Regions from separate parts of the Homo sapiens genome. Here region 1 is linked to region 2. A link is a contact called in ENCODE Hi-C or POLR2A ChIA-PET data. All regions are on one chromosome and are shown on one strand. The core of a region is the stretch at or near the end of the contact, and the rest is flanking DNA. Distances in the headings are between cores, read along the strand shown. Region 1 has its middle 150 kb from the start of LINC02621. Region 2 overlaps ARID5B (AT-rich interaction domain 5B).

Region 1 (2,818 bases), core at 132-2,631, 92 kb after region 2:
TATTTTTAGAAGAGACGGGGGTTTCACCATGTTGGCCAGGCTGGTCTGGTCTCAAACTCCTGACCTCAAGTAATCCACCCGCCTTGGCCTCCCAAAGTGTTGGGATTAGAGCCGTGAGCCACCATACCCAGCCATTATTTTTTATTTTTATTTAATTAATTTATTTTGAGACAGGGTCTCACTCTGTCACCCAGGCTGGAGTGCAGTGGCACGATCATGGCTCACTGCAGCCTCAACTTCCCAGGCTCAAGGGATCTTCCCACCTCAGCCTCCAGCTGAGAACTACAGGTGCATACCACCACGCCTGGCTAATTTTTTGTATTTTTTTTTTAGAGCGGGGGTTTCACCATGTTGCCCAGTCTGGTCTCAAATTTCTGAGCTCAAGTGATTCACCTGCCTCAGCATCCCAAAGTGTTGGGATTACAGGCGTGAGCCACTGCACCCAGACTTTTTCTTCTTTAAATGTCTATAGTTTATAAAAAATAAAAGTAAAAAATAAAAATAAAAAATAAAATAAAATAAAAAGTGGGAGAGCCAGGCGTGGTTGCGCATACCTGTAGTTCCAGCTACAGAGGAGGCTAAGGCTTGTGGCCAGGAGTTTAAGACTGTAGTACATGCCTGTGAATAGCCACTGCACTCCAGCCTGGGCAACATAGCAAGATCCTGCCTCTAGAGAAAAAAAAAGTGTGGAAGAGGCAGCAATAAAGAAAAAGATACCAGATAATGTTTTGACCAAAAAGATTTAAGTTCAAATGGTGGCCTGTCCAACACTGCTAGGGTCCCAGGAAGAGCTATTTCTAGAGCAGGAGACTTTCCATCAGCTCACAGATCCCCCCACTTGCCACCCATAATAATGGTTCCCCCATATGTAGCCATCAGAGAGCTTGGCTTCAGCATCAAGAGAGTTAAAATGAATGAAAGGAAATCAGGCTTAAAAGAGAATGTCATTATGATTTGTGCAAGCATTTCCTCTCTATAGATAAAGTGGAGTGAGATGGCAAAAACAGATACAGGCTCACCTCATGCTTTTCCTCCCCTCTGCTTAGTTGGGCAGACTGAGATGGCTTATATCCCTCCTACCTTCTTATGAACCCTGCATGTCCCAGGGGCCTAACCATGCAGCAGCCTTCAGCTGCATGACTCCAGGACCTGCAGGACCCCAGGAATGTGTCCTATGATCCTGGCTGAGTTTTCTCCCATCTGTCACCCATCTCCTAAGCTCTTCCTCTCCCATGGCCTTCTTGGGAAGTTCTTTCCAGTCAATCTTTACTGGTCATTCCTTGAGGCCAGCTTAGCCTCAGGCAGGGTGCAAGAGATGGTAAAACCAGTTTCTACACTTACAGAACTGCTGGATGCTTCTGAAGAGTCTCAGAAAACAATTAGGCAGCCATGTGAAAGTAAAGAGGTAAAGAATTTCAGCCAAGTAAGATGAAGCAGGTGTTGTTGGTTGGCTGACCCAATCTCCAACTCATCTCTTCTTTATCCATACAGCAAGGGGCTCCCCCACAACACCATTTGGGCAAAGAAATAAAAGCAGAAGTATCTGTGAGACTCCTAAAAAAGACCTTTAAAAAGGACAAATCCAACTGGCATGTTCTTTTGGCCTTTTGCTCCTTCCCTGTTTTTCTTCTTTTGGGAATGTGGCCATGAGGCTGCAGGTGGAGTCGCCATCTTACAACCAGTGGCAACATGTCTGAGGGTGAAAGTAACATGCTAAGGAGGGCACAGTGGAACAGAGCAAAGCTGAGTCTCCCCTGACATCCCTGGGCCACTACACTAGGCCTGATGATGCTCATCTACATGTTTCATTATGTGAGAAAAATAAGCTTCCCATTTGTTTAAGGTGCTATTAATGGGATGTTCTGTCATTTGCAGCCAAATCTGCTATTAAATGGTTAACATGGTGTTAAGAGGAAGTGGCTCTGATATAACAGAAAGTGCATGGGCTTTGGAATTGCATGATTTGGCTTCAAATTCTAGTACTGTGACTTATATACCAGGGTAAGTTATCACTTAACTTTTCTGGGTCCTTGTCTCCATAAGTAAAAAAATAGGGCTAATAAAGCTACTCAAACAGATGTCTGCAGTATCCATAGAAAGGGGAAGTGAAAGTAACTGTATATAATAAGTTCCAGCTCAATAAATATCTGATACAACTTTGTTGAGAATGTGGAAGGACATTGAGGAAGTGAGGCTTAGCTGGAATACAAATAAAGCAAGAGGAGGCAAAATGTAATTCAGAAGAAGTAGAGTATGGGAAAAGATTGAGAAATTTCAACAAAAAGGTGTAGTAGGCAAATCATCTTGTCTCTTTAAATAGACCTGAAATCTAGTCTCCCATAGAAACCTCAGGCCGAATGCAACTGTGGCCCAGAAGAATGAGAGAAGAAGGTATCCTTTAGCCCAGGGCTGGAAACCCTCCAGAGAATTCCCAACACCAAAAAGGAAAGAAATATCCTCATTAACATTTCCCTTCTCGTCTTCCTTGTTCCTTTTTCTGCTTTTCCTCCCTCCCTTCCTTTTTTCCTTTTTCCTTCTTTCCTAGATCAAAATTATTTCAAAACCATGGAAGGCAGACACAGTTTGTTCTGACTCACAGTGGATAGAAGATAGGGCCTGGATTTTACACCTTCTAATCTATTTTAGACACAAAGAAAATTTCTGCATTCTCCTATTCCCTCCCGCAAAGAAAAGGCATCACAATGTAGCCCCTGGATGTCAAATAAAGAGTCAGGAGCCCTCGGTCCTGCTCTGTGTATGTTCTTGGATGGTCTCCTAACCTCCAAATTTCAATTTTCTCATTTATCAATTGGGAGTA
Region 2 (2,731 bases), core at 27-2,526:
TGGTGGAGTTTGTGCCTTTAGGAGATTCAGCATTGCGGCTAAGGTTCCATCACTGTACGTAGCTGGCTCTATTCTCATAGGTCAGTGTGCTGTTTGCAGCCTACTGTCCATAAGGCAAACTACAACCCACGGGCCATGTGCAGCGCTCAGCCTGTTACAGAGTTTTATTGGCACACTGCCACACTCATACGCTTACATCTTATCTATGGCTGTTTTTGTGCTATGACAGCTGACTTGAGTATGGCTCACAAAGCTGAAAATACCAACACTCTGACCCTGTACAGAAAAATGTATTGACCTCTGATATAGACCAATGAGGTTCATTAAATTTTAAGACATCATTTCTAAGATACACCATTTTTATATGTGCCACATTGCATATACAATAAAAAGCACTGCTGATTAACAACTGTAAAATGCCATCAATTGAGATGCCACCAATTCTGGAGATATTGAAATTTGAACCAAACAGTGTATCTTACAATTGAAATTTAATACTTTTCAAAGTGATGTTTGAGATTGAGAGGCATTAAAATAAAACCCTGTAAATACGGATTGTCTTAAAGACAATTTTACCCTGCCCATAAGTCAACCAGTCTGTTGCTCCCCACGAAACCTATACTAACAGACCATGTGATAGGACCCAGTGAATTAGAAAAGCACTGGCTTCTTGGCATCTGTCTTCCCAAAGACTGTTGCTAATAATGAGTGGAAGAAATATTTTGGCATTGTCCTCTGATACTATTTTCAACTCCTGTTAGTATAAATATTTGGGGTGTTTCAGTACAGTGGGTTGTGTGGCAGTAAAATTGTTAGTTCTTTTATCTTAGGGCTGGCATATTTGAACAGTATGCCTGTTCTTAAAATGTGTTATGAGGCTATGTACAAAAGGCTTTGTAGTAGTTTGGAATGGGAGGCTTCTCAGATGTTGCTTATGGTTAGATTCTTACTAGTCTGAAAAATATGCTAATTATATACTAGCCTCTGAGCAGAGAGAGTGAACTCAATATTACAATTTTAAACTTCCTCAAAACAAAAACAGGACACCACGTAAGGGGAAGTAGTGATTAATGCATAAACAGTATGTGCCTCGTATGTGTACACAAATTGTCCCTTATGTCTACATACGTTTGTATATTCATATAAACTGCCCAGACAGCAAACATATTTGAAAAAATAAGCCATGACTTTGGGAGGCCAAGGTGGGTGGATCACCTGAGGTCAGGAGTTGAAGACCAGCCTGGCCAACATGGTGAAACCCTGTCTCTACTAAAAATGCAAAAATTAGCCAGGTGTGGTGACATGCCCCGTAATCCTAGCTACTGAGGAGGCTGAGGTGGGAGAATTGCTTGAATCTGGGCATCGGAGACTGCAGTGAGCCAAGATCACGTCATTGCACTCCAGCCTGGGCAACAGAGCGAGACCCCGTCTCGAAAAAAAAAATAAGTCATGGTATTTTGTTTTGTTCTGCTTTTTTTTTTTTCTTCAAAAATAGAAATTTAGGAATTCTGAGTCAGGCCACATATTATTTGGCTAATTCAGCTGCAGAGTAAGTTATTAATGACCCCCAGATGTTGTTTATAGTGATTGGAAATGTTTGGTTGTGAAATAATATTTTCTTTTTTGTGTGTGCAAGTGATATTTCTTAATATGCTCTACAGCATCTGAATAAAAGTTTGATGGCAGAACAGTTTGCATGTCCAATGTAATTGCTTCTAAGTGAGCTCTTCATTCTTCACATTTTTAGCTCTAATTGCTTTTTTTCCCATATGTCTAAAAATAAATATTTGCAAGTTTTGTGTTCTGCTACTCATTGTAATACATAAAATATTTGTACACTGAGCAAAATTCACTGATAATGTTCACAGTGGGCTATTTAGAGAAAGTAAGGTTTGTGTGTAGAGGAGATAAAATACATTTTTATTATTCAATAGTATAAATGCCAGAGAAAGCCATTTATCTTACTTTGAAAGAATATTTTTAAAGAAGTGGCCAGATATTTGACCTCTGAGATGATTTAAATAGATTCAGTTGGAAGAAAAGATCCAGTGTCAAAAATAATCGGGTTTTCTATATAATAGATATTTTAAATGATCTCTGCAAGGTGGCAATTAATTTTTTATTATCAGGGACAGAGGCCCCACTATGTAGATTATCTAAGTCCCTGACTTCCTGGGCAGACCTCCTCTCCCTTCGTTTGAGTTTATTCCAGCTCATTAGCACCTCCATCCGAAGGTTGGCAGAGAAAAGGAGAGGAAGAAAAAATGAAATCACTTCTGCTGCTCTTAATGGCCCTTGGAAAGAATGGATCATGAATGAAACAGAAACCAGTGGGAAAGATAAGCCATTGGATTTTCTGTGTTTTCTTTTATCCTTGCCTTCCTTCGTCACCACAGATAATCAATAGTTGGCTTAAAGACTTTTAAATGAACTGCACATTGGAAGGCTTTGTAGTTGTAATACCAATATCATTATTATCTTTACGTTTCCAAAGACTGGGTGGGTGCCAGAGAGGTAAATATTGCCCGGTCTCCATGTTGGCATGAGACGCGTTCCTGACCTTTTTTTTTTTTTTTCAAACCTGCCCCTCCCCCGCCCCCACCACTGTCGTCTTTTATGCACAGAAGGTAATTTTTTGTGGGTGTTCAGATACAAACATCTGCTTGACCACCCTGTCTTGTGATTATGTCTTATGATCCTGACCTGGTGATATTTTGCATTAATGAAAGTT

Evidence for each region. Hi-C counts contacts between places; a loop is a spot of excess contacts on that map. ChIA-PET counts read pairs that join two places held with the same protein, here RNA polymerase II (POLR2A). Pooled maps may share reads with other maps.
Region 1: a loop to region 2 is called in a pooled map, with 2.1 times the contacts of the local background. The contact joins two enhancer-like sites. A Hi-C loop is called at or near these places in 2 of 37 single-sample maps with no recorded cell type and 3 of 50 pooled maps. POLR2A ChIA-PET finds 5 or more read pairs at or near these places in 4 of 52 experiments (B cell, activated B cell, activated CD8-positive, alpha-beta memory T cell and 1 more).

Annotation. Positions count from the first base shown.
Region 1 is chr10:62,107,955-62,110,772 of GRCh38, forward strand. No RefSeq gene overlaps it. Among named protein-coding and RNA genes, the nearest start is that of LINC02621, 150 kb to the right of the region's middle. RefSeq lists enhancers at 1,798-1,847, 1,878-1,947. Within about 2 kb of position 1,382, at least 5 of the 41 ENCODE cell types and tissues checked have a DNase peak (open chromatin) inside an H3K27ac peak, as active enhancers do; they include B cell, where a contact is called at or near this core.
Region 2 is chr10:62,016,020-62,018,750 of GRCh38, forward strand. All of the region lies in intron 4 of ARID5B (AT-rich interaction domain 5B), which reads left to right. Among named protein-coding and RNA genes, the nearest start is that of ARID5B, 120 kb to the left of the region's middle. Within about 2 kb of position 1,277, at least 5 of the 41 ENCODE cell types and tissues checked have a DNase peak (open chromatin) inside an H3K27ac peak, as active enhancers do; they include B cell, where a contact is called at or near this core.